4 separate regions of the Homo sapiens genome follow, and regions 1, 3 and 4 are each linked to region 2. A link is an interaction called in ENCODE POLR2A ChIA-PET data of the cell type or tissue named here. Cell type or tissue: MCF 10A. All regions are shown on one strand. Links, peaks and the distances in the headings refer to the core of each region. The heading gives the core; the rest is flanking DNA.

Evidence for each region. Peaks named below come from ENCODE experiments on the same cell type or tissue, not always from the same donor. Only the 100,000 strongest peaks of a DNase experiment are listed, where the experiment ranks them.
Region 1: POLR2A ChIA-PET joins it to region 2 with 5 read pairs; 2 of 35 experiments call an interaction of 5 or more read pairs at or near these places.
Region 3: POLR2A ChIA-PET joins it to region 2 with 5 read pairs; 2 of 35 experiments call an interaction of 5 or more read pairs at or near these places.
Region 4: POLR2A ChIA-PET joins it to region 2 with 6 read pairs; 2 of 35 experiments call an interaction of 5 or more read pairs at or near these places.

Annotation. Positions count from the first base shown.
Region 1 is chr20:47,992,991-48,000,777 of GRCh38, reverse strand. The region is part of intron 1 of LOC107985436 (a long non-coding RNA gene); the gene reads right to left. Among named protein-coding and RNA genes, the nearest start is that of LINC01522, 6.8 kb to the right of the region's middle. RefSeq lists an enhancer at 7,206-7,706. In MCF 10A, for the core only: no CTCF peak of the experiment used is centred there; no DNase peak of the experiment used is centred there.
Region 2 is chr20:47,806,303-47,814,089 of GRCh38, reverse strand. No RefSeq gene overlaps it. Among named protein-coding and RNA genes, the nearest start is that of SULF2, 25 kb to the right of the region's middle. RefSeq lists enhancers at 3,904-4,484, 4,485-5,066. In MCF 10A, for the core only: no CTCF peak of the experiment used is centred there; DNase peaks (open chromatin) are centred at 3,559 and 4,249.
Region 3 is chr20:47,866,549-47,874,335 of GRCh38, reverse strand. It overlaps the pseudogene RNA5SP486. Among named protein-coding and RNA genes, the nearest start is that of SULF2, 85 kb to the right of the region's middle. RefSeq lists an enhancer at 5,863-6,393. In MCF 10A, for the core only: no CTCF peak of the experiment used is centred there; no DNase peak of the experiment used is centred there.
Region 4 is chr20:47,890,686-47,898,472 of GRCh38, reverse strand. No RefSeq gene overlaps it. Among named protein-coding and RNA genes, the nearest start is that of LINC01523, 89 kb to the left of the region's middle. RefSeq lists an enhancer at 3,151-4,087. In MCF 10A, for the core only: no CTCF peak of the experiment used is centred there; no DNase peak of the experiment used is centred there.

The DNA of each region.
Region 1 (7,787 bases), core at 2,250-4,749, 190 kb before region 2:
AGACAGAGAAAGGGAGACAGAGACAGAAAGAGAGAGAGAGAGAGAGAAAGAGAGAGAGAGGGAGAAAGAGAGAAAGAGAGAGAAAGAAAGAAAGGAAGGAAGGAAGGAAGGAAGAAAGAAAGAAAGAAAGAAAGAAAGAAAGAAAGAAAGAAAGAAAGAAAGAAAAGAAAATAGAAAGAGGGAGGGAGGAAGGGAAGGAAGGAAGGAAGGAAGGAAGGAAGGAAGGAAGGAAGGAAGGAAGGAAAGAAAGAAAAGAAAGAAGGAAAGACCTGAAGCTGGGTAATTTATGAAGAAAAGAGGTTTAATTGGCTCATGGTTCTACAGGCTATCCTGGAAGCATAATAGCTTCTGCTTTTGGGGAGGCCTCAAGACTCTCACAAATATGGCAGAAGGCAAAGGGACAGCTGGCATGTCAAACGGCCGGAGCAGCAAGAGAGAGTGAGGGGAGCTGCCACACACTTTTAAACAACCAAATCTTATGAGAACTCACTCAGGACCGGGGGGGATGGGGCTAAACCATTCATAAAAACTCCACGCATCTCTCACTCATCTCCCACCAGGCCCCACCTCCAACACTGGGGATTACAATTCTACATGAGATTTGGTGGGGACACAGGCCCAAACCATATCGGTATGTGTTGAATCACAAGGGGTGTGAGGAAGCCTTCTGGCTGTTGGAAATGATCTGTATCTGCCCCTGAGAGTTGTCACATGTGTGTGTCCATGGAAAAGTGTACTGTGTTTATACTTAAGAAGTGATCGAACCTAACCTTAGATGCTCCCACTGAGATTCTTCTACTGAATCTGTGGTCTTTCAAGTTTAGCCATTCGGTGGATCTATATTTGTTCACAGTTACAGGTACTGTGAATCCTGTGACTATTACCATGTATAGTGTCGGTAGAATTGGCCTTAGGGCACCATATTGATGAGTTCCTCATAAAAAGACAATTATAGATGTCCCTCAGTATCCCTGGGAGATTGATTCTAGGACCCACCCACCCCCGCCCCCCACGGATATCCACAGATGCTAAAGTACTTTGTATAAAAAGACATAGTGTTTGCATGTAACCTATGCGTATCTTCCCATGTACTTTAAATCATTTCTAGGTTATGATACCTAACACAATGTAAATACTAGGTAAATAGTTTTTATACTATACTGACTTTTCAAATTTGTTTTCCTTTTTAACTTTGGTTTTTTTGTTTTAGTTTATTTAAATCCACATTCTGCATAACATATTGATTTTTTAATCTGTATTTTTAAATTGTTGGGTTTTTTTTTTCAAATGTTTTTTATTCACAGTCAGTTGAATCCACAGATACAAAACCCATGGATAGAAACAGCTGACTATACATCTTACTCACATTCTATGGCTGAAGTCCAGCTACAGGGTGCCCTTAGATGGGGGTGAGAGAAAATTAGCAAAGATCATGTGACCCAAGGTGGGGAAATCCAGCCCTCTTTATTTGGGCTTCAGCAAGAGCTGACCAAATCATCTCTTTTTTCCAACAAAGGGCATTTTTAAGTTTCATGAAGCCAGAACAGAGGAACTGAACTAAATAATAATGTTGGGTGTTTTTTTTTTTAAATAAAGAATGCTTCCTAGTGAATTCCATGCTGCCAATTCATGCCAACATTGAGGCCTACAGCATGGATAATTTGGACCTGCTGCTGAGAGGAGTAAGACTTTGTGGTAGCTGAGGGCAAGATTTCATAGACCTAGGATGCTCCTGGATCCTAAAAGGGAACTGTTGCAAGCATGCGCCAGCCAGGCCAGACCCCAACTGTGGTGGTTGCCATGGTGACAACACAATGGATTCATCAGGGAAAATGTGGCAACATCTCTGGTCTTAGGGAAGTGCTTGTGGTAATCAATTCCACCCTGGCCTCTTCAAGGGCAAGCCTAAACACAGTTAGGCAGAGATATTGAAGCGTTTGCTCTCCCTGCTCCGTCCCTTGGTCAAGTTATTTCTCGGTTCAGCAGGAGGCCAGGAGCTTCCCTGTAGACCATGCACACCCTGTTCTGCAGAGAGAAGCCGAGCATCCTCCCTGGAAGTACTCAGGCCCTACTCGGGTGCACAGAACCTTCAGTTCACAAAATGCGCCTGAGCTGCTCTTCCCACCAGCTTCGCTGAGGTTTGAAAGAGCCATATTAGTGTTCTTTTTTTATTCCTGTAAGACATATTATTTTCCCACCTTTCACACACACACACACACACACACACACAGGCATGCATGTGTGCACATCTATTTTCCAGAGAACAAGTGTTATCTGTTATGTCATTCAGCTAGAAGGAAGTTCACACAGCTTTTCACAGACCTGTCTTCAACTCACAGAAAAAAATCCCTTTCTGAACATCCCTGACACCTTCTCAGCCTCCCTTTTTGAGATGGAGTCTTGCTCTGTGGCCCAGGCTGGAGTGCAATGGCACGATCTCAGCTCACTGCAAGCTCCGCCTCCCCAGTTCACGCCATTCGCCTGCCTCAGCCTCCCGAGTAGCTGGGACTACAGGCATCCGCCACCACGCCTGGCTAATTTTTTGTATTTTTAGTAGAGATGGGGTTTCACTGTGTAAGCCAGGATGGTCTCGATCTCCTGACCTCGTGATCTGCCCGCCTTGGCCTCCCAAAGTGCTGGGATTACAGGCATGAGCCACCGTGCCCTGACCCCCGTCTTCTTAAATACCTGAGGGGTATGGCATATATCAGTTAGCATGTTTGGTGTTGCAAACAACAACAACAAAAATCAAACTGAACTAAACCTTAAAGGAAGCATTAGGTTTCTCCAGTTGAGGTAGAGGGCCTCAAATGGGTTTGATGAGTCTTGGCTCTGTTTCTTTGTACATCTCCTGCTCTGACTCCAATGCCAGAGACTTCATTCCCTCTGAATTTCCTCGTGGTCACAGACTACTGTTTGCATCCTCACTTTCCAGGAGGGAAAAAGCTTCTGTTTCCCAGCTGTGAATCAAAAGTCTTATCTTCCAAATCAATTAATGTAATCCATCACATCAACAGGCTAAAGAAGAAAAATCACATGATTATATCAATAGCTGCAGAAAAAGCACTTGACAAAATTCAACACTCATTCCTGATAAAAACTCAGTGAACTAGGAATAGAGAGGAACTTCCTCAATTTAATAAATAGCTACAAAATCCCACAGCTAACATCACACTTAATACCAAGAAACTCCACTTAGCTTTCCCACTAAGATCAGGAACAAGAAAAAGATGTTCCTTCTCCCCACTGCTTTTCAACATTGCACTGGATGTCCTAGATAATGCAAGTCCTAGCTAAGATAAGAAAAGGAAATAAAAGGCATATAGATTGGGAAGAAAGAAATAAAGCTATCTTTGCCTATAGATGGTCTGGATTGTCTATGCAGACACACTGAAATAATCAACAAAATAACTCCTAGAACTAATAAATTATTATAGTGAGGTTGCAAGATACAAGGTTGATATACAAAAGTCAATCACTTTCCTATTTAGCAGCAATGAACAAGTGGAATTTGAAATTTAAGATGCAATACCGTTCACATTAGCACTCTTCAAAATGAAATAGTTATAAAACTCACAAAATATGTACAGGTTCCATATGAGGAAAACTTCAAAACTCTGAGGAAAAGAACTTTTTAAGCTAAATAAATGGAGAGATAGTCCAGGTTCATAAATAGGAAGACTCAGTATTGTCAAGATGTCAGCTCTTCCCAACTTGATCAACAGATTCAATGCAATCCCAATCAAAATTCCTGCAAGTTATATTGAGGATATTGACAAACCGATTCTAAAGTTTTTATGGAGAAGTAAAAGACCCAGAATAGCCAGGCACGGTGGCTCACGCCTGTAATCCCAGCATTTTGGGAGGCCAAGGTGGGTGGATCACAAGGTCAGGAGATCGAGACCATCCTGACCAACATGGTGAAACCCCATCTCTACTAAAAATACAAAAAAAAAAAAAAAAAATAGCCAGGCATGGTGGTGTGCACCTGTAGTCCCAGCTACTTGGGAGGCTGAGGCAGGAGAATTTGCTTGAACGTGGGAGGCGGAGGTTGCAGTGAGCCGAGATCACACCACTGTACTTCAGCCTGGGCAACAAAGTGAGACTCTGTCTCAAAAAAAAAAAAAAAAAAAAAAAAAGAGACACAGAATAGCCAACACATAGTAAAAGAGAACAAAATTGGAGGACTCACACTACCTGACCTCAAGACTTACTGTAAAGCTACAGTAATCAAGACACTATGGTACTGGTCACATTGATAGATCAATGAAACAGAATAGAGAGCCCAGAAATAGACCCACATAAATAGAGTCAACTAATCTTTGACAAAGGAGCAAAACCAGTACAAATGAGGCAAAGACCTCTCAACAAATGGTGCTCCAACAACTGGACATTTACCTGAAAAAAAACAAAACAAAACAATGAACCTAGTCGCACAGTTTACATCCTTTACAAAAGTAACTCAAAATGGAACACAGACCTAAACATAAAATGCAGACTATAAAATTCCTAGAAGATAACATAGGAGAAAATCAAGATGACCTTGGGTTTGGTGATGACTTTATAGATGCACCAAAGGTATAATTCATGAAAGAAAGAATTGATGAGCTGAACTCCATTACAATTGAAATGTAATGCTCTGCAAAAGATACTGTCAAGAGAATGAAAAGGCAAGCCCCAGACTGGGAGAAAATATTTGCAAAAGACACATCTGATAAAGGACTGTTACCCAAAATATAAAAAGAACTCTTAAAACTAAACAATAAGAAAACAATCCAACTAAAAATGGGTCAAAGATCTTAAACTACACCTCACCAAAGAAGACGTACAGATGGCAAATAAGCATATAAAAAGATGCCCGCTGTAGTACGCAATTAGGGAAATGCAAATTAAAACAATGAGACTGGCCCCGGTGCCTCATACCTGTAATTCCAACACTTTGGGAGGCCGAGATGGGAAGATCCCTTGAGCCCAGGAGTTTGAGACCAGATTGGGCAATGTAGGGAGGCCTCGTCTCTATTAAAAAAAAAAAAAATTAGATACCAGTAACCACCTATTAAAATAGAGAAAATCCAAAACTCTGACAACAAATGCTGATGAGGATGTGGAGCAATAAGAGCTCTAATTTACTGCTGGCAGGAATGCAAAATGGTACAGCTACTGTGGAAGACAATTTGTCAGTTTCTTGCAAAACTAAACCTGCTCTTACCATACGATCCAGCAGCAGTCATGCCCCTTGCTATTTACCCAAATGAGTTAAAAGCTCATGTTCACAAAAAAAGCCCTGCTTATGGATATTTACAGCAGCTTCATTCATAGTTGTCAAAACTTAAAAGCAACCAAGATGTCCTACAGTAGGCAAATGGATAAATAAACTGTGATAAATCCAGATAATGGAATATTATTCAGCACCAAAAAGAAATGAGCAATCAAGACATGAAAAGACAAGAAGGAACCCTCAAAGCCTATGGCTAAATGAAAGAAACCAGCCTGAAAGGCCATGTACTATATGATTCCAACCATACAACATTATAGAAACGGCAAAACTATGACAGAAGATCAGAAAATTAGTGGTTGCGAGGGATTGGGGAAAGGGAGCAATGAACAGGTGTAGCACAAAGGATTTTTAGGGCAGTGAAAATACTCTGTGTAATATTATAAGGATGAACATATGTCACTGTACATGTATCCAAACCCATAGAATGTATAAAACGAAGAATGGAGCCTAATGTGAACTATAGTCTTTGGATGATAATGATGTGTCAATGTAGGTTCATCGATTTTAGCAAATGTGTCACTCTGGTGTGAGATGTTGATGGGGAAGATGTACAGGTGAGGGGGCCAGGGATATGTGAAAATCCTCCGAAACCTTCTGCTGATTTTGCTGTTAATCTAAAACTGCTCCAAAAAATAGTCTATTACAATTGAAAAAGTTCTGTCTTCACTCTGATTGGATCAATTCTGAACCAATTCCAGTGGCTAAGGGGAATACTGTGCATTCATTGGCTTAGCCCTGGGTTATGTGATCACCTGTGAACCAATCTCAGTGGCGAGGGGAACGTGATCCTGCCGTGGACCCATCTTCAGATCTCCAAATGTTTTCATGATGAAATATTTCACCTTTCTTAGTCAGTCTGGATGGTCTAGACTTGAAAAAGTAATTGACTCGTCTTCCAGCTCTCTTCCCATACACCTGAGTTAAACCAGACACTGTTAACTCCTAAGGATGGGGGCTGCAGGACTCACAGAGAAAATGGATGCAGAGAGCTGGCCTCCAGGGCCATCATGCTAACAGAAGAGGCAAAACACACGTGCTCACACAAGCACACTGTTCCACAGCAGCCAGGCCTATGCAAGCCTACCCTCAAAATTCCGAGGAAGCTGAAAGGATGAACAGAGAGGCTGACAAATCCAGTTTCTTAGGAAGAAACATGTAATAGGGATGTGCAAACAAAAGCCATGTCTGTCTCCTGGTTGGAGGTGAGACAAGGTGATGCATCCCCACACCATTACTCCCCAGACCCACAGGGAAGGGGTGATTCAGAAGGGATGTGTAGAACTATTGAAGTAAGATAACATCAAGGTTGTTTGAACTAAGGGCAGGATTTACAGTAAGTACCTGCTCTTACACAAGGAACAATAGATAAACTGAAAATCTTAGAAGTCTTCCTGAAACTGGGAGTAATCAGAAGCCAACATGGTGGATTCACTTCCGAAATGGAACTTCTCTGGCCTCCACATATGTACACATGTGCACGCACACACACACACACACACACCCTGCACACGTGCTCACAGGCACACACCCCAGTGCACATAGACATATGCACACACATACACCATGCACTTCTCTGGAAGAGAGGGGTCTAGGGAATAATCCACTTCCTGGAGACCCCCATGGCTCCACCATCACAATGTGGGTTGACAGTTTGAGGTATGTATTAGTCCACTTCTAAAAAATAAAGTTTTTTTTTTTCTTAATGGAGCTTCTAAACTGTTGCACAAAAAAAGGAGGCTAAGATGACGTCCAGCAAGAAAGTCATCTGTATAAAAAGATCTCTGTCATGAGTGGGGCCCAGAAGTCAGGGTAATGCCCAGGAAGGACCCCAGACAGACCAGAGGAGTCAAGTCCTGACGCCGAGTGCAGGGGCTCAGAAGTCAGGGTAATGCCCAGGAAGGACTCCAGACAGACCAGAGGAGTTGAGTCCTGATGCCGAGTGCAGGGGCTCATAGCCCAGCCTCCCTGCAGGACCTCACTCACTGAGGTACCCACCCCAACAACAGGGCAACTCCAAGGGCCCCTTGCACCTCAATATTCCATGAGGATCTCCAATGTTGAGTTTCCAAGGGCAATTAGTGAGAAAAGAGAAAACAAGAAACCAGTCAGGCAGGCAGTTAGGGTGGGTCCTCAGTTGAATTCTTTCAAACAAAGGAACAGCCTGATAACTCGAGCTACAGGCACAGATAAGGGAACTTGCACAGGGGAGCTTGCCTGAGACATGCTTACGTCTGCACAGGTAATAAAGGCTACACAGGTGACTTGCCCGGACATGCCCATAATGGAAAATTCCATCCGCTAACACATAAACAGTAAGAAGAACAAACAATATGAAGTAACTCAAGCTAAGGGGCCACAGGTGCATTAGGAGGATGGGGTGGAGCTACCAGAAATTCGAGCCTTACACAAATGAGATGCCCAGCCCTCATCAGTTTCTTATAAAAGCCTTTGCATTCAACTGTAAAAACGGCAACCCTCTTTCAGGCTCCGTCTCTGTGGCAGAGAGCTT
Region 2 (7,787 bases), core at 3,098-5,597:
TCTCCTTCCCCTCAGCCCTTGGCGGTCACCATTCCACCTTGTCTTTATAATCTGACTACTCTAGGTACCTCCTATAAGTGGAATCATACCGTATTTGTCCTTTTGTGACTGGCTTATTTCGTTCAGCATAAAGTCCTCAAGCTTCATCCGTGTTGCAGCATGTGTCAGAATCTCCTTCCTTTCTAAGGCTGAGTAATATTCCATCGTAGGGATATACCACATTTTCTTTATCTATTCATCTGTCAATGGACACGTGGATTGCTTCCGTCTTTTGGACATTGTAAATAATACTGCTATGAGCCTGTGTGTACAGATACCTCTTCAAGTCCTTGCTTTCAATTTTTTGGGGTATATACCCAGAAAGGAATCGCTGGACCACATGGTAATTATATGTTTAATGTTCCGAGGAACAGCCATACTGTTTTCCATATGGGTATACAATTATACCCCCATGGTATACCCCTATAGTATACAATTATACCCCCATGGTAACCCCTATGGTATACAATTATACCCCCATGGTATACCCCTATGGTATAATTCCATAGGGTATAGCCATAGGGGTATACAATTGACATTTCCATCAATAGTGCACAAGGGTTCCAGTTTTTCCACACCGACACCAACACTTGTTAGTTTCTGTTTTCTTGATAGTAGACATCCTAATGAGCATGAGATGGTATCTCATTGTGGTTTGGGTTTGCATTTTTCTAATGATTAGTGGTGCTGAGCATCTTTTCTTGTGTTTATGGGCCATCTGTATATCTTCTTTGGAGAAATCTTTATTCAAGTCCTTTGCTCATTTTATAATAGGGTTATTTCTTTTTTTGTTGTTGAGTTGTAGGAGTTTGTTTTTAATATCCTGGATATTAGCCCCTTATATATATTTCAAACATTTTCTCCCATTTCATAGGTTACCTTTCACTCTGCTGTGTCTTTAGATGCAAAGTGTTTAATATTGCTGTAGTCCAATGTATCTATTTTTTCTTTTGCTGTCTACACTTTTAGTTTCACATTCAATAAATCGTTGCCAAATCCAATGTCATGAAGCTTCTCTCTTATGTTTTATTCTAGGAGTTTTACAGTTTTAGGTTTGTGTTTAGGTTTTTTATCCATTTTGAGTTAATTTTTATATATGATAAAAGGTTCTTTTGTATGTAGATATACAGTTTTTGCAACACCATTTGTTGAAGGGACTGTTCTTTCTCCATTGAGCGGTCTTAGCATCTTTGTCGAAGATCATCTGCCCTACATGTGAGGGTTTAATTCTGGGCTGTCTGTACTGTTCCCTTGGTCTACACACCTATCTTTATGTCAGTATGATACTGTTTTGATTACTGTAGCTTTGCAGTAAGTTTTGAAATCAGGAAGTGTGATGTCTCTAACCATTCTTCTTTTTCAAGATTGTTTTGGCTATTTGAGGTGCCTTGAGGTTCCATATGAATTTTAGTATAAATTTTTCTATTTCCACAAAAAAATTAGAATTTTGATAGGGGTTGCATTGAATCTATAGATCGCTTTGGAAGGTAAGGGCATTTTACCAGTATTAAGTCCTCTGATTCATGAGCATCATCTGGTGTCTGCATTTATTTGTGTCTGCTTTAATTTTTCAGCAATTTTTATAGTTTTTTATAGTTTTTGGTACAAATCTTCTGCCTCTTCAAATTTATTCCTGTCTTTTATTCTTTTTGATGCTATAGTAAATTGAATTGTTTTCTTAATTTTCTTTCTGAATTGTTCATATTCACTGATTTTTGCACATTGATTTTATATCCTGCAACTTGTCAAATCCACTTATTAGTTCTAACAGGGGGATTTGTAGAATCTTTAGGGTTTTCTGCATATAAGATCATGTCACTTGAGTACAGAGATAATTTTACTTCTTCCTTTCCAATTTGGATGCCTTTTATTTATTGTTCTTGCCTAATTGCTCTGACTAGGAGTTCCACTGCTATGTTGAACAGAAGTGCTTCTTCCACTAGTTTTCGCTCAGTAGATTCCTTCTCTGCATTCGAGTCTCAACTCAAATATGATCTCCTAACAGACAGCAATCCCGGACGCTCCCTAGTCCCCAGTCCCTTGCTATCACATCAACACACTTTATTTTCCACCATTTAGTATGATCTGAAATTACACTGTGTATTTGTTTAATTGTTCATTTCCTGTTTTGCTTCCTGCACGGGGGTTCCATGGGTACAGGGACCTGTCCTTCTTGCATGCCCCATGCCTAGGATGGGGTCTGGCACAAAGACATTCCTTGATAAATGTTTGTTGAATGAATTGGTCAAAGATGGGACTGAGGCACCAGCAGTTGTAGGCTCCCATGCCCCTGGCAATGCTTCCTTCTCTCAAGAGTTTTCTTCTCTGCCCGCCCACAAAACGTCTTCATCCAAATAGGTTGATTCCTTGCCATCCTCTACAATTGCTCTGAGCGACTGCAGTCGGTCATCTAAGTGGGGATGCATAGCAGTGGCCCAGGATTAGAGGTGCAGAGGACATGCCTTTCTTATCAGGGATAGTCCTAATAACAATATCTTATTTACAACTCACTTCACAGCCTGCATGTACTTAAGCATCTGCCATCCCTGAAAGAGAAAGATAAACACAATTGAGACATTTAGGCAGAAAATGAAGGGAAGATGAAAAGGTTTAAAAATGAGCAAGGGATGCATTTTCCAGCATTGAATGAGAGCATAGGTTTCTTCCTGGTTTCAAGATAAAAGAGAAAAACCTGAAGGAGAAAAACACTCAAAAAAGGTGATGCTTTATCCTGAAGATTAGCCCACAGCAGACTGTCAGGGAATCTATAGTAACGGAGACTCTAGGATAAATTTTTTTAAATTAAGAAGCAGAAGGAGAAAAGGCAGCAGCCCTGAGCCTCGACTTTGGAACGTCCTCCATCCGTCTGCGTCTGTCATCAGCTGGCAGAGTGGGTGCATGGCAGGGGGAGCCAGGGCCATTGTTCCTCCCCTCAGCCCTTTCTGCTCTCAGTTTAGGGATAACCAATGTTTGATGGCTTGTCTCTCAAGAGCGATTAGAAGCAAAGCTGCTCATTACAGGCTAAATCTCAAAGCGCTCCTACAGAAATCTCACTTCCTAAGCCCAAAGCCCTGATCCCGGGCTGCATTTTGACAAGGCTCATCTGTGACCCTGACCGGCACCAGCGGACGACGATGGGCTGACACACACAGCACTTACTGCGGGCCGGGGACTGCAGTTCTGAGCTCTCCGGGTGCATGAACTTGCTTAATCCTCACTGAGCTCAACGATGCTATTGGGATTCAGCTCACAGATGAACAGAGCCGGGCTGGGCAGAATCAATGCTCCCTGGGCCCATGGCTGCAGGACAGCGGAGCCACTTCCAGGACCCCTGGCCAGCACCAGGCCCACACCACTGACCACTGCCCACTGATGGTGCTCTTGACAGAAAAGGGGCCTCAGTGACAGCCCTGATACCAATATTGCTCCAGATGCCTCTTTCCAGGAAAAAGTCCTCTTCTGAGACAGTGAATCCAGTGAACCAGACTTTTCCAGGGCTCTCAGAATTTTGGCTGCATTCCCACAGTTAGAAGTGTTGGAACCAATTTGTTCTAAAGAGAGTGTGGAAATCTCTATGAAAGCCACCAGTCACCACCCTAACATGAAAGAGGGACATTCGAAAGGAGATTTCTAGGAGGGAATTAGCAGGAGGAGACACTTTGGCCCAAGACAAAGAGCAGGGCTTCGAGAAACCACCGGCAGAGGCTGGGCTACTCTCCAAGCAGGACAGCATCTCTCAGACTATTCTTCCCCCAAGAGTGCTGGGAACCTCCGAGGGCAGAGGGGATGCTGGACTGGACCCATCTGGGAAGGGGTCCGCTGAGTGGGGGTTCCCTAAGGCTTTACATGGGGCAGGAATTGAAGGTGAGGTTTGCAACAAGGGGTGCATTCCCAGCGCCCCAGTGTCTGAAAAGCATGCAGTATGGAGCCCCAGCGTGTTTCTGAATGCTCCTCTCCCACCGTCCCATGCACCTATTTTATGTCAGGTACCGTTGAAGCAGATCCTGAGAGGAGGACCTTCATGCAAGGACTGGATCTAGGATCTGCACCAGAGAAGACGAGAAAGGGGTAGGGAGAGGGGATCAGGAAGAGCAGGAAGCCGGGCCAGGGTGCGGCCTTAAGCCAAGCCCCTTAGGGAGGGAGGCAGGCTTCAGCCCACCCTGCAGGGGAATCCAGCCCAGGGTGTGAGTCACAGCCACTCCTTGTCCTGCCTCAGGGCAGGGAGCTGGGCTTCCGGACACCTGCACTCCAGACACAACCAGCTCTCTGTTGAGGCAAGGCAGATCCAGGAGCCCCAGGGCCATCCTCTTATGAGAGCCAGAGCTGTGGCCCATGGAGGGGAAGGAAGGTACAGCCACCAGGGCCAGGCGATGAACACAAAATGCAGAAGAGAATCCCAGGGCACAGAGGCTGGCACCCCCGCTGGCCGCTCCTTATTTCTCTGCTCACTGCCTGTGGGACCCTCAGCCTGTCGCGCGCCCTCCCTGAGCCTGTTTCCCCAGCTCCAGAGTGAGAATCGTCATAACTGCCCTGACCTCCAAGGGCTGCCATAAAACCAGGAGAAACTGTCCAGAAAACCCAGCACAGCTGGGACCAGCAGCGGGCTCATTAAGAAAGCTAAATATGCTAAAGTGGGTGGGGAATCCAAAAAAAAAAAAAACCCGTTTACACTCACAGCTTTATACAGTTAAAAGAAAACATGCAACTCTCCTATAATTGACGAATATTTTCATGCCAGGGCTAATGACTTTCTTCATAATGTGGGCCTGCTGTTGGATTCTCCCATTGTCTTTGTTCTTTATATAATTCTACAATGTTCAGTTTTGGCTTCTTTGAAGTGGAATGAGGGTATGAAAACACTTGCCACGCAATCCGGGTGCAGGATCCTTCCACACCAGCATTGTCCAGTAGAAATAGAATGTGAATCACAAACATAATTTAAAATGTTTCAGTAACCGCATTAGGAAAAAAAAACTAAAAAGAAACAGAATAAATTAATTTCAATGATATATTTTATTTAACCCAACATACCTAAAATATTATTTCAACATACAATAAATGTAAAAATGAAGGTCATTTACATTTTTCATTCTAAGTCTTCAAACTCTGGTGTGAGTTTTACCCTTCCAGTGCACCTCCATGTTTATCAGATATACTTGACTTCTATTTCGATTTTAGAAATTTGACAGCTGAAAAAGTAGATTCACATAAACAACTATCCCCAAACATATTTAAAAGCTTTCCAATAACTGAATCACATATCAGTTTTTAATCATTTAAATTAATTAAAATTGAACAAAATTAAAAATTCAACTTCTCAGTCACATCAGCCACATTTTTAAAAAATATTTTTTAAGTTAGAGATGGAGGCCGGGCGCGGTGGCTCAAGCCTGTAATCCCAGCACTTTGGGAGGCTGAGGCAGGCTGATCACCTGAGGTTGTGAATTCGAGAGCAGCCTGACCAACATGGAGAAACCCTGTCTCTACTAAAAAAAAAATAAAAATACAAAAAATTAGCTGGGTGTGGTGGCACATGCCTGTAATCCCAGCTACTTGGGAGGCTGAGGCAGGAGAATCACTTGAACCCGGAGGCGGAGGTTGTGGTGAGCCGCTATCATGCCATTGCTCTCCAGCCTGGGCAACAAGAGAGAAACTCAGTCTCAAAATAAATAAATAAATAAAATTAAATAAAATTAGAGATGGGGGTCCTGCTATGTTGACCAGGCTGGTCTCAAACTCTTGGCCTCAAGCTATTCTCTCATCTCGGCCTCCCAAAGTACTGAGATTGCAGGTGTGAGCCACCACGTCCAGTCACATCAGCCACATTTAATGTGCTCAGTAGTCACATGCAGCAATGACTATTTCTTTCAACCCTTTTTTTTTTTTTTGAGACAGAGTCTCTTTGTTGCCCAGGCTGGAGTGCAGTGGCACGATCTCGGCTCACTGCAACCTCTGCCTCCTAGGTTCATGCGATTCTCATGCCTCAGCCTCCTAAGTAGCTGGAGCTACAGGTGGGTGCCACCATATCTGGCTAATTTTTTTTGGATTATTAGTAGAGTTGGGGTTTCACCATGTTGGCAAGGCTGGTCTCAAACTCCTGACCTCTCAAGTGATCTGCTCCCCTCAGCCTCCCAAAGTGCTGAGATTACAGGCTCTCCCACCCAGGCTGGAGTATAGTGGCACATTCATAGCTCACTGCAGCCTCGAATCCCCAGGCTCAAGAAATCTTCCCATCTCAGCCTCCCAAGTAGTTGGGACTACGGTTGTGCATACCACACCCAGCTAATTTTTTTTTTTTTTTTAAGTAGAGACAGAATCTCCCTACATTGCCCAAGCTGGTCTTGAATTCCTGGGCTCAAGTGATCCTCTGGCCTCAGCCTCCCAAAGTTCTGGGATTACAGGCATGAGCCATGGTGCCCTGCCTGCAGCAATGACTATTATATTGGGCAATTACTGGGCAGTTCTCAATATTTTTCTGATCTCTTTTTCAGCTTTTTGCCCTTAAGAGATCTTTCCAGACAATTCAACTTGGTGTTCATAAAAACAGCAACTCCCTTTCTTTTTCCCCTCCTAATTATCCGTTTGCTATGTTTACTAAGTTTTGCAATTGCAATGCCAGGTATATCCAGAGTAAACAGGTTTGGAAACAAACCCCTGAATTTCAGCAGGCAGAGAACACGATGGGCATTTCAGAGAGTGGCAGATAGCCCCAAGCTGTGGGCTTGTCCCTCTACTTACAGAGGAACGGAGGGCTTGGAAGCATCAGGGGAGTGAGTTAAGGGAGTTGCACAGAGAAGATTCTACTCTGCATTGAAAGCTCTAATTTCAGTGAGTAGCACGCAAAAAGTAATTGTTGTCATCTCTGCTAGTCTAAAAGCACACCACTCCACCAAAGCCCTGCTCAGACGGCTGCCTAACCAATATCCTTCTTCACGTTCCTCCTCCTGACAGAAGCCTGACTTTGTCCTGGTGTCTACCTGTTCCCCATGCAGCCCCTTGGTTCAGGGGATGCTGACGTGGTCCTCAGCTTCAGGGTCATCCCAATTAGTCTACAGTTACTACATTCAGCAATCTCCTGGTGATTGTCAGTGGTCCCGGAAGGGACACATGGGCCAAGATGGCCAATTGTACTGAAGACAAGGAGTACATCCCACACTTGAAGGAGTGATTTCTCTCTCAATGCCAGGGGACCTGTGATAGGGACAGGAGGCAGAGAAACTCTGGGCAGAAGAGGGCGGTCCCCAGCAAGGGTCCTACCCTCAAACCTGGAACCATGGCCCGAAGTGAGAACACGGATTCCTGTTTTCTGACTTGAATGTTGCCTTTCCAAAACCACACATGACACGCCCCACCCCCCATCCTGTGCCATAAAAACCCCAGGCTTCTCCAGCAGAGAAGAGGAGAAGTAGCTGGACGTTGGAGAGAAGCAGCTTGACTTCAGAGGGACGGCTTGACAGTGTTGCTTCGAAGAGGATGAAGAGAATGTTCCCCAGCGGGGAAAGATTATCTTCCCGCTCTATCCCTTTTCCATCTCCCCTTTCATCGGCAATAAAATCCTCCATATTCACCACCGTCCAATTCGTTCATGCGACCTGATTTTTCCTGGATGCAAAATAAGAGCTCAGGTGCCACAGGTGTGGACACTAAAGGCTGTCACACTGACCGTCTGCTCTCGCTGGTGGAGAGAAACAACCTCATGCAAAAAGGCAGAGGGCCCACTGAGCTGTTTAACACTTAAGCCATCCGCG
Region 3 (7,787 bases), core at 1,860-4,359, 61 kb before region 2:
TCTCACTCTGTCGCCAGGCTGGAGTGCAGTGGCGCGATCTTGGCTCACTGCAACCTCCACCTCCTGGGTTCAAGTGATTCTTCTGCCTCAGCTTCCCAAGTAGCTGGGACTACAGGTGCACACCACCACGCCCAGCTAATTTTTGTATTTTTAGTAGAGACGGGGTTTCACCATGTTGGCCAGGATGGTCTCCATTTCTTGACCTCATGTTCCGCCCACCTTGGCCTCCCAAAGTGCTGAGATTACAGGCCTGAGCCACCACGCCCAGCCTGTGCCCTAATTCTTAATCAAAGAATGAATCAAGTTCTCATTTTTCAACATAATTCTTCTAATAAAATTGTAGCGACAGTCAACCTCTTTCCCCCCAGGTTTGAGTTTTGCAGCCTGATCAAAGGAGACATTTTCAAAAACCGTTAGGGGCTTCAGAGCCTCCACAGGGGTCTCTCCTCCTCCTGACATGGTCTGTGTTCCCTTTGGGAGATCCTGCTTCATCCTCATCCCTGCTGGTTCCACTTCTTCAGTGTTTATTGGTCTACATCTGCCAGGTCCTCACTGCTGGACTTTGTGGGTGATTCAAGTAATGCTTCCCGTTGCATGGCAGGATATACAGGCTCACCCACAGCCCCATGGTGCACCCACCCCACATCCACTGTGAGACCCCTAGTAGGGACCAGACAGTCCCTCACACCCAGTGGAGTGCAGGCAGCTGGCTCTGAGAGCCAACTGTGAAATGTTCAGAAACTTTGCTAATTTGTGGTTACATCTTTGGTAGCTTGAAATCAGCCATGGTGGGAATATTTACACCAGGGAAACTGGCAATTGCTACAAATCAGGGTTGTTGGGGTCTTTTTTCCAGAAGAGCTTTTTACATTTTTTTTAACCAGCACCCACTGCAGTCACACCCACCCATGGCCCTCACTTTGAGATGAGGCACTTGTTATCAAATTTACCAAATTTGGGGGCACCTTACCCAGGGACTCCAATATCCAGGCCCCAGCTGTCTCCTCTTCACCTGCTTCCCTCAAAGGGGACACTGAATCCCAAAGCCCCTATGCTGACACCACTCCTGCTCCTCAGCACCATCCCAGGCGGTCTCCCATCCAAGTACCAGCGAGGCCCAACACTGCTTAGCTTCTGAGCAGGAAGCCAACAGCACCATCCCCTGACAGGGCCCCTGCCTGAGTCCTAAGACACGCATTCAGTGGGTCCACAGATGTTTACTGAATGCTCAATGTGTCCAAGGACTGTCCTAAGAACTAGAGCAATTTTCTTGGGAGTGGTTGGTCACCAAGTAGTTCAGGGATCTCAGACATGTGAGAACGCACACTCTGGCTGAATGCACTCATCAGAGAGGAGAGGAGTGCAACAGTTTGCAATAAAATAGGCCTCTCCTTTGCCATCCAGGGACACACAAAGAAGAAACAGTGAACAGCCAGTACTTCACCCGGATTCAGGCACATCGCAACCCATGTGGCATCCTCCCTGTGACACAGGAACGGGGTGGGATAGGAGTTCTCTGGCCACTTGCCTCCCAAGCTTATCCATGGGAATGCACCTCCATCCCAAGCTGTCAGGGAGAACCACAAGACCCCCCCTCGGCCGGCAGGAAGCTGGCCCCACCCTTTTCTCCATTCACCCCCTCACTTTCTCCTCTCCTCCACTGACACTCCTCAACTCCCTGGACTGTCCACTCCGCCCCAGACCTTATCTCTTCTGCCCCCACTGTGGCGTGACAGTCAGTCATTCCTGTCTGGTCCAGAACTGCCCAGGAGGGTGAGAGCTGGGGGAGGACAGGACCCCGCAGGATGACGTGGCCTCAAAAAAGAGCGTCTGAAACATATCAGAGCCTTGTGAGGCTTCAACTGCCAGCAAGTCCCATCTACCGACTCTGTCTTCTTTGCACAAACAGCGTCTGCCTCCTTCCTGGCCTGTTGTTACCAGAATCTCAAGAGATGCCAGACCCCAGGAAATGTGGACAGAAGGGCTCTGATCTGTCTCATCTGTTTGACTATTTGATTAATATCCTCCTTTGCTCTGCCTTCCCCACCATTTCATCATCAGGCCCAGCCACAGGCTTGGCACGTTGCAGGCACTAAACAAATACTTTCCTGAACGAATGATGGACACTTTGGTTTGGACGGGGGCTATTAAATTTTTGACCTTGGGGTGAGAACCATTTCACACACTTTCAATAATCAAGAAATCTTTCATTATAATTCATTCATCAAAGGTATTTTTTCTTTCTGAGATGTTGATTTAGTTCCTATTTTCGTTTCTTTGTCCATGTGGGAAATAAACAGCAAATTGCCTGCATGTAGAATGTATTCAGTGGAGCTGCCTTAATTAGCTAATTTACTCATGTCTCACTGGAGAGCAATCAGAAAGAGTCCTTGTCAGTGCTGTTTAAGTTTGCAAAAGTGTCCTTCCCTCCCAGAGCTGCCGGTGTCATGGGTGGCTGGGGCTGGGGAAGGGGCAATATATTCCCACCCTCTCACCCTAATTTCCACACCCAGCCGCTGACTCCATTGTAAGAGCACAGGGCAAAGCCTTCCTGTGCCTAAGATTATTTCTCGGGAGCATCTTCAAATTGCAGAGGAAGCCCCTGAGTTTATGCCCATGGTGCTCTGAACCCTGTAAAGGGCTGGCCAGGGGTGGGGAGGCTGTGCCCAGATCAGCCCCACCCTCCACTCAGGGCTCACCCCAGCCACCAAGTCCCCCAAGGGCCTCCACTCCTCACTGTGAAGCAAGGAGTGGAGCACCCTGATGGGGTAGGGTCCTGCCAGGGTCATGTCCCACAGACTGTGTAAGAAGCAAAGGAGACAGCACCTGCTTTCCAAGGCCTGTCCAATGGGCCAAGGTTCAACTTAGGTGAGAGGGCCAGGCTGTCCCTACTCATGTTTCAGCTCAAGGGACACAACCCTTCCTGCTACAAAGCTTCCTTTTACAAACAGATAAACCTTGGTCAGGGTTTTTTATTTTTTGCTTTTATTTTTATTTTGAGATAGGGTCTCACTAAGTCACCCAGGCTGGAGTACTGTGGCACAATCATAGCTCATTGCAGCCTCTACCTTCTGGGCTCAAGTGATCCTAACACCTCAGCCTCCCAAGTAGCTGGGACTACAGGTGCACACCACCACACCCAGCTAATTTTCTTATTTTCTGTAGAGACAGGGTCTCACTATGTTGCCCAGGCTGGTCTCGAACTCCTGGGCTCAAGCCTAGGCCTCCCAAAGTGCTGGGATTATAGGCATGAGCCGCCATGCCCAGCCAAGGATTTTTTAAATCTCTATGTCCAGGAAGCTTTCCACCAATATCACCTTATGGCTAATTAGCTTAATCATATTTCTTTGCTGAACATCATTATCTGAGATGCCCAGTGTTTATTTTGTGGCCAAGGGACAGGTTTGCGGCTTCTCTAAGCCCTGATTTTCTTGCCTCTTAAAGGTTGCCATTGGAAGGAGATGAATAACGTAAAAGCAAGTACCTAACACAGTGCCTGGTTCAGACATGCTAATCAATAAATCCCTTCCTTCCATTCTGCCTTCCACATTTGCTTCTTTTTTTCTTTCCCTCCTTTCCTTCCTCCCTCCTCTTTGCCTTATTATCCTTCTCCTGAATGACAGAGAGACAATTGCTTTTCAGTCTGTCCACATTTATCCTTTAGTCAGAAAAAAAAAAAGTGTCTGCTTTCAATGGCACACACAGGCAGCAGTGATAGGAGATATATTTACAGAGCAGTCAAAGGGCCAAAGGTTTGCCTCCAACCTCAATACGTGTTTCTTGTCTGATTTATTTGATTTTATTTTTATTTTCTCCAACTTACTATTTGGAAAAATGTTAAAGCTATAGAAAAATTTTGGCCGGGCGTGGTGGCTCCTGCCTGTAATACTAGCACTTTGGGAGGCCGAGGACGGTGGATCACCTGAGGTCAGGAGTTCGGGACCAGCCTGGCCAACATGGCGAAACCGCGTCTCTACTAAAAATACATAAAATTAGCCGGGGCGTGGTGGCGCACCCCTGTAATCCCAGCTACTCAGGAGCCTGAGGCAGGAGAATCGCTTGAACCTGGGGGAAGCAGAGGCGGGCAGATCACGAGGTCAGGAGATTGAGACCATCCTGGCTAACATGGTGAAACCCTGTCTCTACTAAAAATACAAAAAATTAGCAGGACGTGGTTGCAAGCACCTGTAGTCCCAGCTACTTTGGAGGCTGAGGCAGGAGAATGGCGTGAACCTGGGAGGCAGGACTTGCAATGAGCCGAGATCGTGCCACTGCACTCCAGCCTGGGCGACAGAGCAAGACTCTGTCTCAAAAAAAAAAAAAAAAATAGATCTACAAAGTGTCCAAACCATTTTCACCTCCAATAATGTAATATTGATGCAGAAATATAGCTTATACCAAGCTTGTCCAGCCCATGGCCCGCAGGCCACATGTGGCCCAGAATGGCTTTGAATGTAGCCCAACACAATTTTTTTTCTTAAAACATTATGAGATTTTTTTTCTGGCAATTTTTTAAAACTCATCAGCTATTGTTAGTGTTAGTGTATTTTATGTGTGGCCCAAGACGATTCTTCTTCTTCCAGTGTGGCCCAGGGAAGCCAAAAGATTGAATATCCCTGGCTTATAAGTCCAAATTTCGAGCTTTTTTTCCTCATTCTGGGATCCCATGGATGGTCATGCATGGTCTTTGGTTGTCATGACCCATCTCCTAGAACAGTGCACCCTCCTCGTTTGTTTCTCATGATATTGACGTGTTGTTAAGATTTCATCTTGTACCAGAAAATCAGAAAGTCCTCAAAGGGGGCAATCAGAACAAACCACAAAATAGAAGCTGGAAGAATAGGGCTCCCACTGGCCAGATGTAGGAACGTAAGAACATAAAACAATTTCGGTGGTGGCTGTGAATGCATGGAGTAAAAAAGAATCCCTGAGTCCATAACCATACTGAAAATAGTGACTGAGAGAACGGACAGTTCTTCCTGGAGGAAGGCCTGCTGGTAAATGTACAAGACCATTTGCAACCTTCAATGTAATCATTGTACGTAGACCATCAGTGGATGCAAAACCACTGGGGGAAGATTTTGACAAACAGGGTGTCCACAAGGTCCCAAAATATCACCACACATGTTATTTGGCAATTTCAAAGGGAAAGGGATCCTTTACAACAGAGAACTCTGATGGCCAGCACCTTAACCAAGCACCCAACTCAAACTCAGCACGAGACATCATCGCCTGGCTGCGATGAGCCAGGCGGAGGCTCCTTCTGCAGCAATCCTGGCCACGGTGTTGGGGCTGAACCTCCCCCAGGGAAAGAAGGAGACTCACGCAGACTTCGGGCCCTCCTGCAGGCCAGCGGTCCGGGCTCCCATCTAACCTCACTCGGGTGGCCCATAGACACGCTTTGCTTTGAGCCCTATCTCCTGCCAGGCCCTGTGCTGGTGCTGGAGATGTGGAGATGGATGCTTTGCTTTCAAGGATGGGGAAGATGGTCGAGTCTGTGACCGGGGTCTTGGGCACTTGGACAACTTCCAAAACAATTGTGACACCTCCACTAAAGGAAGAAATGAAAATACACGTATCTGTTGTTTCTTCTCCTGAACAAACCAGGTGGAACCGTTTCAAAAAAAAAAAAAAATGTGTCGCTAGAGGTACACTCAGGAGCGATTTGTGGGCTCTTGGTCATCCTATCAAGTGAGATGCCAGGGGTAATAGGGACCATTATCGTCACTCTGCCGTCAGGATTCATGACTGCAGCATCAAAGGGTAGCTGTACAAAAGCATCAGAAAAACACCCGGTGTAATGGGAGCTTTTATCAGCGGTCTGAGTCCCTCTCTGGAGCTGCCGCTGTTGGGAACACTAACTTGGCTGCAAACAGTAGCAACAGGCTTCGGAGTCAGCCCAGAAGCAGCAGGAGATGGAGTCTGCATCAGCCAAATCAGGGGCGACTTTGCCTGGGATCTGGGTTCTTTAAAGATGCCAAATATCCATCTCAGAAGCCTGCAGAGGCGGACCCAGGAGGCGTCACTCACTCAGCGCATATTTAAGCAAGGCCGACTGTGCTCCAGGCACAGTTGTAGTCTCTGGCCACAGCAAAGAACAAAACAGACCCCTGTCTTCAGGGAGCTCATGACCCAGAGGATAAGCAGGTGACAGCCCAAGACAGTGCACAAAGCAGAAGCTGGTGGTGCCGCGTGGGTCCCGCAAGCCTCACCGTCTTTGCCCTACCATGGCTTCTTGCTGCCCCTGCTCTCCTGCGGGGCCTCCTCGGGCTGCAGGAGCCTGTGTGACCTGGGAGTGGAGTCCTGGAAAGCTGCCCTGGGCGAATGGAAGCTGCAGGGGAGCAGATCTGGCCTCCCCGCCTCTCCAGTGCACCCCTCTGAGGCCGCTCCTCAGCGTCTCCCTGAGGTCCCCAGCACAGCTGAGCACCAGTGGCCCACCGTGGGCACCTGCTCCTTATCCCATCAGGATGGGCGTTTTTTCCTTCCCGTCTCCCTCCCCGCGGTCCTGCCCTCTCTTCCCGGGGACTTCTCCAGATGAACTGAGTCACGCCCAGTCTCAAAGGCACCAAGGCCCCGCGGTGCGCATCTGAGGCTGCATCTGCCCCACCTGCTGCTGTGTCGAGGGTTGCACGGGCTCCCACACATGGGTGCTCAGGTTCTGCTGCACAGAATCCAACCTAAGGTGTGCGACACGCAAACTATGTCAGATGGTGGGAAGTGCGCTGGAGAAAGACAGCCCTGGGAAGGGAGGGGGTGGCGGTGGGGGCTGTGATTGCTCATGGACATCAGAGGAGCCCCCGGAGAAGGGGGCCAAAATCCACCTCTGCAGTCTCAGCAGCAGGTGCCCAGGCAGTGAGGGCACAGTGGGTGGACATCCCAGAAAGGAGCATCCCAGGACGGATGGGGCAGAGGGTAAGACCCCGAGGTGGGGAGCTCCTGGCTTGAACAGAGCAAGGCCACATGGGAGAGAAGCAGGAAAGAGACCGGCAGGTGGAAGGTGCCAGAGGCTCAGGGCCCTGTCGACCGGGGAAAGGCTGTGGCTGCACAGAGCGAGGCTGGAGACCCGGGCTCGGTGCTGGCCTGGCTGATCTGAATCGTTGAATAGAATAGACTGAGGTGTGTTTGGACTGCCAGCTGCAAGGCAGAGCCAAACCCAATATGGCCCCATCATCCCTGGCTCAGCTGTGCTACCTGGCCATGCTGGAAGGGGTTTGATCTTCCAGGAATTGCTTCACAGCTCTTTCCTGTCCCAAGCTCTATGCCTGATGTGTAAATTCAGGACCCAAAAGGGCACAAAAAAGCAATAACTACTAAATATAAGGAAAACAACTCTGTATACAGCATGTATAAAGAAAAGCAAGATATATTTGGGGAGATAAAAGTTGTAAAGGCATTAAGATGTGTGTTTGTTGAGAAAAAATAAATTTGTGCATTTAAGAAGTTAAAAAAAAAAAAAAAAAGAATAGACTGAGGTGGAGGCTGAGCAGGGAGACCAGGGAGGGCCGCGGTGTGATCATCCTCCGAGAGCAGCCAGGCAGGGACTGCAGCGGGAGAAGACAGGAGGCCGGAGTTCGGGAATTGGTCCATGTGGACAGCAGATGGACAGAGGTGCTGAGCGGTCAGAGGGTGGGTGCCAGGGGAGGAGAGGAGCTGGCCATGCCGGCCTGAGCACCTGGGCAGGAAGAAGGGCCATCATGGAGGTGGGGGATGCAGGGAGAAGGCGGCCAGGGAAACCCACGACTATTTGAGTTGGAGACAGCCCAACCACAGCTGATTGCATGAACCTG
Region 4 (7,787 bases), core at 2,036-4,535, 85 kb before region 2:
AATCTCCAGCTCAACAACCCTCAGACTTGAGAGGCAGCACCGGCACCTCCCCAAGACTCCAGCTCCATGACCCTCAGATTTGAACAGCGGTAGCACCAGCTCCTGTCCAGGTCTCCAGCTTCACGATCCTTAAACTAGAACAGCAGTACCGCCGCCTCCGTAGGTTTCCAGTTCCATGATCCTAAGACATGAATGAAAGAACTGGGTCACCCCAGGGCTCCAACTCCAAGACCCACAGATTTGAACGGCAGCACCGGCTCTTCCTGGGATCTGCAGCTCCACAGCCTTCAAACTAGATCAGCAGCTCCGACTCCTCCCTGGGTCTCCAGCTACACAATCCTCAGACATGAACAATAATAGCACCGGCTCCTCCTTGGGTCTCCAGCTTCACTACCCTCAGACTAGAACAGCAACACCAGTTCCTCCCTGGGTCTCCAGCTCTACAATCCTCAGACATAAACAGCAGAAGCACCAGCTCCTACCCTTGTCTCCACTTCCACGACCCTCAAACTACAACAGCAGTACCGGCCTCTCCCCAGGTCTCCAGATCCATGACCCTCAAAATAGAATGGCATCATCGGATCCCTCCTGGGTCTCCAGCTCCCAAACCCTCAAACTTCAATTGACACACCGGATGCTCCCCACAGTTAAACAGCAGCACGGGCCGTTCCCAAAAGCTCCAGATCCACGACCCTCTGACTTAAATGGCAGTAGCACCGGCTCCTCCCTAGGTCTCCAGTTCCACAACCCTCAAACTACACAGCAGCACCGGCTCCTCCCCAGGTCCACAACTCCACCACCCTCATACGAGACACCAAGACTACCTCCTCCCCGCTCTCCAGCTACACGACCCTCAGTCTTGAACAGCAGCAGCTCCTCCCTGTGCCTCAAGCCCCATGACCCTCAGACTTGAACAAGAACAACACCATCTCCCCCCAGGGCTCCAGCTCGGGGACCCACAGATTTAAACAGCAGCACCGGCTCTTCCTGTGATCTCCAGCTCCACTAACCTCAAACTAGAATAGCAGCACCAGCTCCTCCTTTGGTCTCCAGCTTCACTACCGTCAGGCTAGAACAGCAACACCGGTTCCTCCCTGGGTCTCCAGCTCAATGACTCTCAGATTTGAAAGGCAGCACCGGCTCCTCACAAAGTTTCTGGCTCCAAGGCCCTCAAACTAGAATAGCAGCAGCTGCTGCATCTTGGGTCTCCAGCTCCACAATCCTCAAAGTAGAAAAGCAGCCCTGGCTCCTCCCCGAGTCTCCAGCTCCTCAAGTCTGAGGGTTGTAGAGCTGGAGACCCGGGGAGGAGTCAGTGCTGCTGTTCTACTTTGAGGGTCGTGGATCTGGAGACCCAGGGTGGAGCCGGTGCTGCTGTTCTAGTGTGAGGGTCATGGAGCTGGAAGACCCCGGGAGGAGCTGCTGCTGCTGTTCTAGTGTGAGGGTCATGGAGCTGGAAGACCCCGGGAGGAGCTGCTGCTGCTCTCCTAGTTTAAAGGTCATGGAGCTGGAGACCCGGAAAGGAGCCATTTGAACAGCAGCACTGGCCTCTCCCCAGGTCTCAGGCTCCACGACCCTCAGACTTAAAAAGCTGTAGTACGGGCTTCTCCCTGGGTCTCCAGCTCTACAACCCTCAGACATGAACAGCACCACCGGCTCCTCCCCCTGTCTCCAGTTCCACGAACCTCAAACTACAACAGCAGTACCAGCCTCTCCCCAGGTCCCCAGATCCACGACCCTCAAAATAGAATGGCATCATCAGCTCCTCCCTGGGTCTCCAGCTCCCAAACCCTCAAACTTCAATGGACACAGCACATCCTCCCCACAGTTAAACAGCAGCATGGGCTGTTCCCCAAAGCTCCAGATCCATGACCCTCTGACTTAAATGGTGGTAGCACCAGCTCCTCCCTAGGTCTCCAGTTCCATGACCCTCAAACTACACAGTAGCACCGGCCCCACCCCAGGTCCACAGCTCCACCAACCTCACATTAGACACTAAGACTACCTCCTCCCCACTGTCCAGCTACACAACCCTCAGCCTTAAACAACAGCAGCACCAGCTCTTACCTGGGTCTCCAGCACCACAACCCTCAGCCTTAAACAACAGCAGCACCAGCTCCTCCCTGTGTCTCAAGCTCCACAACCCTCAGACTAGAACCGCACCCCTCCTCCCTGAGTCTGCAGCTCCATGACCCTCAAACTACAACAGCAACACAGGCTCCTCCCTGAATCTCCAGCTCAACAACTCTCAGACTTGAGAGGCAGAACCGGCAACTCCCCAGAACTCTAGATCTGTTCAGACTAGAACAGCAACACCGGTTCCTCTCTGGATCTCCAGCTCAGTGACTCTCAGACTTCAAAGGCAGCACCAGCTCCTCCGTGGATCTCCAGATCCACAACATTCAAACCAACATGGCTCCTCCCTGGGTCTGCAGCTCCACGACCCTCAAACTAGAACAAGACCTCTCCTCCCTGGGCCGCCAGCTTCCTGACCTTCAAACTACAACAACACTGCTCCTCCCTGGGTCTGCAGGTCCATGACCCTCAGACCAGAACAAGACCTCTCCTCCCTGGGTCGCCAGCTTCCTGACCCTCGAATTACAACAACCTTGCTCCTCCCTGGGTCTGCAGCTCCACAACCCTGAAACTAGAACAAAATTTCTCCTACCTGAGTCGCCAGCTTCCTGACACTCGAACGACAACAAAATTGCTCCTCCCTGGGTCGGCAGCTCCACGACCCTCAAACTCGAACAAGACTTCTCCTCCCCAGGGTGCCAGCTACCGGACCTTCAACTTACATCAACATTGCTCCTCCCTGGGTCTGCGGCTCCACGACCCTCAAACCAGAACAAGACCTCTCCTCCCTGGGTCGCCAGCTTCCTGACCCTCGAACTAAAACAACAATGCTCCTCCCTGGGTCAGAAGCTCCACGACCCTGAAACTAGAACAAGACCTCTCCTCCCTGGGTCGCCAGTTTCCGGACCCTTGAACTACAACAAAATGGCTCCTCCCTGGGTCTGCAGCTCCACGACCCTCGAACTCGAACAAGACTTGTCTTCCCCAAGTTGCCAGCTACCAGACCCTCGAACTACAACAACATTGCTCCACCCTGGGTCTGTAGCTCCACGACCCTCAGACCGGATCAAGACCTCTCCTCCCTGGGTCGCCAGCTTCCGGACCCTCAAATTACAACAAAATTGCTCCTCCCTGGGTCGGCAGCTCCACGACCCTCACAATAGAACAAGACCTCTCCTCCCTGGGTCGCCAGCTTCCGGACCCTTGAACTACAACAAAATTGCTCCTCCCTGGGTTGGCAGCTCCACGACCCTCAAACTCCAACAAGACTTCTCCTCCCCGAGTTGCCAGCTGCCAGACCCTCGAATTACAACAACATTGCCCCTCCCTGGGTCTGCAGCTCCACGACCCTCAGACTAGTACAAGACCTCTCCCTGGGTCGCCAGCTTCCTGACCGTCGAACTACAACAAAATTGCTCCTCCCTGCGTCTGCAGCTCCACGACCCTCACACCAGAAGAAGACCTCTCCTCCCTGGGTCGCCAGCTTCCTGACCCTCGAACTACAACAAAATTGCTCCTCCCTGGGTCTGCAGCTCCACGACCCTCAGACCAGAACAAGACCTCTCCTCCCTGGGTCGCCAGCTTTCTGACCCTCGAACTATAACAACAATGCTCCTGCCTCAGTCTGCAGCTCCACGACCCTGAAACTAGAACAAGACGTCTCCTCCCTAAGTCTCCAGCTCCAACACCCTCAGATCTGAGCAGCGGCAGCACCAGCTCCTTTCTGGGTCTTCTGTTTCACGATCCTTAAATTAGAACAGCAGCACCATCTTCTCCCTGGGTCTCCAGCTCCACGAAACTCAAGCTAGAATAGCAGCACCGGCTCCTCTGGGATCTTCAGCTCCACGACCCTAAGACATCAGTGGCAGCACCGGCTCCTCCCCTGGACTCCAGCTCCAGGACCCTCAAACTTGAACAGAAACACCAGCTCCTCCCCAGGCCTCCAGCTCCTTGACCCTCATAAACAATCCCTTCTCATGAAATGTAGCAGTCAGGAAAACTGTAGAGGAAGTAAATAAATAAATGTTTTCCTTTCAAATTGATGTTTCTTTTCTGTTCACGCAAGTCAGAAAACTTTTCTACTTTCCATCAACCTTGCAACCTGCTTGCATTCATTTGTAAGATGGAAATCCATCATTTGAAATAACCTTTAAAAACTTAGTAGTTCTTTTTTACTATGATCTTATCTCACAGCTCTAGAAACGATCTTTCACTTTGCCTGTGCAGAAGTCTTGTGAACATTCAAACTATGAATTTACTTGGTTGAGATTCCTAGAATACACATTATCCCCAGATGTTCCTGCCCTTCTTAAAATCTTCTAACACGTTCCCCTCACCCGAGCATACGTGCCAGGTCCTATCCACAGCCCACAGTGCCCAGCACGGCCCTGCCCTCTGCCCTGACCTTATGGTCTCCCCTCTGCTGTTACTTTCCTCCCAGACAGGCCTCTGTCACTTCCTCAAACCACACAGGTTCAGGCCTGACTCCGGGCCTTTGCCCCTGCTGTGCCCCCTGCATGGAGCGCCTTTCCCCGGCTCCCCATCCTCCTCTCCACCGGCTCAGCTCCAGCCTGCTGGCCGCCCCTCAGTCCATGAACACACGATGTCCTCCCCCCAGGCCTTTGCACATGCTGTTCTCTGTGCCTGAAACCCGTCCCCCCTCACCATCTGCGTTCACTTTTCTAATTTCCATTCATCCTTGGAGTCTCCCCTGAAATATCGCCCCCCGCCTGCCCCCACCACTTGGACTTAACCTTGCTTAGGTTGAAAACCCCCATCTCCTGACTCCAGGAAGCTAGATGCTATCCTGGCACTTGGAACTTTCCCATCACAGCGTTTTGCGCACTCGTAATTTATTCTATTAGGTTGGTGCAAAAGTCATCACAGTTTTGTCATTGCTTTTAATGAATGGCAGCTCCGGCTCCTCCCGCTTTTGATTGCCATTACCTTTACTGGCAAAAGCCGGAATTACTGCTGCATCAACCTAATAGAATAATTTATATTTATTCACCTATCATCTGTCTTCCCCTCTAGAAAGTAAGCTCCATGAGAATAGGGACCAAATCTACTCCAATCACTCCACCTTCCTAGCACATTGTCAATAATTATTCACCGACTGACTGATGGAGAAATATCTTCATTGTTGCTGGGATGAGCCACATAACATGACATGCCCCTTTGAAAGTCAATGTCATGGACAGTTAGCGTTTGCTTTTCACTCCTGCACCCGTGGCTTGGCTGGGCTTAGGCTGATCTAGTCTGGGCTTGACTCCAGGCTGAGGGTTGGAACCCTGCGTGCTCCACACGCCTCTCATCCTGCAGCTGGAGCCGAAGTTCCCTGGGGCACGCTCGTCTCGTGGGAAAAATCAAGAGCATTAGAGGGCAGGCCTGGCAGTGCCAACACATTCCAGGCTTCTGCCTGTGCCGTGTCTATGAAAATCTTGTTGGCATAAGCAAGTTACCCAGCCACGAGCAATACCTATGGGATGGATAAGTCTATCCACCCTCCCTCGGGCCCTGGTAAGGACGTGGATGTGTCATACTCTTACAGGGGTAGTGAAATAGTGAGGCCCAACATTAAATCACCTACAGCAAGATACATCAGCCTCTGTGTCCCCACGCTGGAATCATGCTTCACCAGCAGGTTTACCTGAGCTGACTCCCCTTTGCAATGGTGCCTGCAGGTTTAGGCCAATGCTGTTCCTTGTGGAAGACAGAGAAGCCTCAGTTGGCCTCCGACTGTTGGCAAGAACAACATATTAAGTTGGCACAAAACAACCAGAAGCCCCAGGTGGCCCGTGCCCAGTGAGATAGGAGAGGGGCAGGAAGAACTGTGGAAGCTCAGGGAGGCTCTCATCCCCAGCCCCCTCCCCACTAGTCCCCATCTCTGCTTTCTTTTTCCTGTTTTTTTTTTTGTTTTGTTTTGTTTTTTTGAGACAGGGTCTGACTCTGTCACCCAGGCTGGAGTGCAATGTTGTGATCTTGGCTTACTCCAACCTCTGCATCCCAGGCTCAAGTAGTCCTCCCACTTCAGCCTCCCCAGTGGCTGGGACCAGAGGCACATGCCACCACACCCAGCTAAATGTTTTGTTTTTGTTTTGTAGAGACAGGGTTTTGTTGTGTTGCCCAGGCTGGTCTCGAACTCCTGAGCTCAAGCAATCTGTCCACCCAGCTAAATGTTTTGTTTTTGTTTTGTAGAGACAGGGTTTTTTTGTGTTGCCCAGGCTGGTCTCGAACTCCTGAGCTCAGGCAATCTGCCCACCTACACCTCCCAAAATTCTGGGATTGCAGACATGAGTCACTGAGTCCAGCCTGCTTTATTTTTTTTAACAGTACTTGGAACCTTCTAATGTACTAAGTACACATGTATTTTCTTTTTTTTCCTCTCTTCCCTAGAATAGGAGCTTAACGTGGGCGAGTATTTTTGTTTATCTCATTTATCACCCTATCCCCAGTGGCTGGAATAGCGTCTGGCACATGAATGGTGTGTTCTAAATAAATATTTTTAACAAATAAATGAAATATCCTACAAGAGAAAGCTAGTATTTGGAACTCACCCATCAACAGAACCAAAAAGCCGAAGACCTTCAGCCTGTCCCTACCTCTGAATGCACCCAGCCCCAGCAGATTAAAAACAGGAACAAAGTTGGGGAAGGGAGCAGGTGGTGCCACCCCGACCAAGGACCCCTGAGGCTTAGGCTGAATTTGAGCTGGAGAAGGGACTAACCTAGGAACTGGGCGTGAGATTAAAGTTGAGACTTGTCTGGCCTGGATTTTGTAACACCGAAACATGAGCTATTCCATTCATTTTTGTTTTTGTTTTTTTTGAGACAGAGTCTTGCTCTGTCTCCCAGGCTGGAGTGCAGTGGCATGATCTCAGCTCACTGCAGCCTCCGCCTCCCAGGTTCAAGTGATTCTCCTGCCTCAGCCTCCTGAGTAGCTGGGATTACGGGCGCCCATCACTAGACCCAGCTAATCTTTGTATTTTCAGTAGAGACAGGGTTTCACCATGTTGACCATGCTGGTCTCGAACTCCTGACCTCAAGTGATCTGCCCACCTTGGCCTCCCAAAGTGCTGGGATTACAGACATGAGCCGGCGCCTGGCCATATTCCACTCATTATTAGCAAGTCTGCTATTATAAATCAAGGTGACCAAAATCCTAGGAAAACTTCCCCAGATGTCATCAAGGAGCAGAGACCAGAGACCTATCAGCAGGATGGGGACTAGGGCGAGGCAGGGGAGGGAGGCGCTCATCTCTGGATTATCAGGGTGCAGCAAGTGAGGCATAAAATTTAAGGGGGCACCAAAAAATTCAGGATCAAAATAAATAATATTTTAGTGCAGAATTTTTTTAAAAAGTTAAATTCAATGCAAAAAAAAAAAAAACCCTAATGGGAAAGTTAACAACATTTCAACTAAGACACAATATGACCCTGTATTTGCATGACTTGGCCTCACTCACTCACCCTAATCTGGCCCCTGCCTCACAGAAGCTGCTGGAATGCAGCGGCTAGAGAACAATGAAGCTGTTTTCTGCTCCTATCCAATTCAGACCTTCCATAAAGCAGCTACAGGTGAGACCGTGATGAGCTGCCTATGCCAACCAGGACCACAATCTACCATTAGGACCACAGTGACCGGGTCCATGTTGCCTGTCCCCAGCTGTGCCCGGACGCTTTGGCTTAGAGGCTCAGGCCAGTGCTGCTTCTCCCG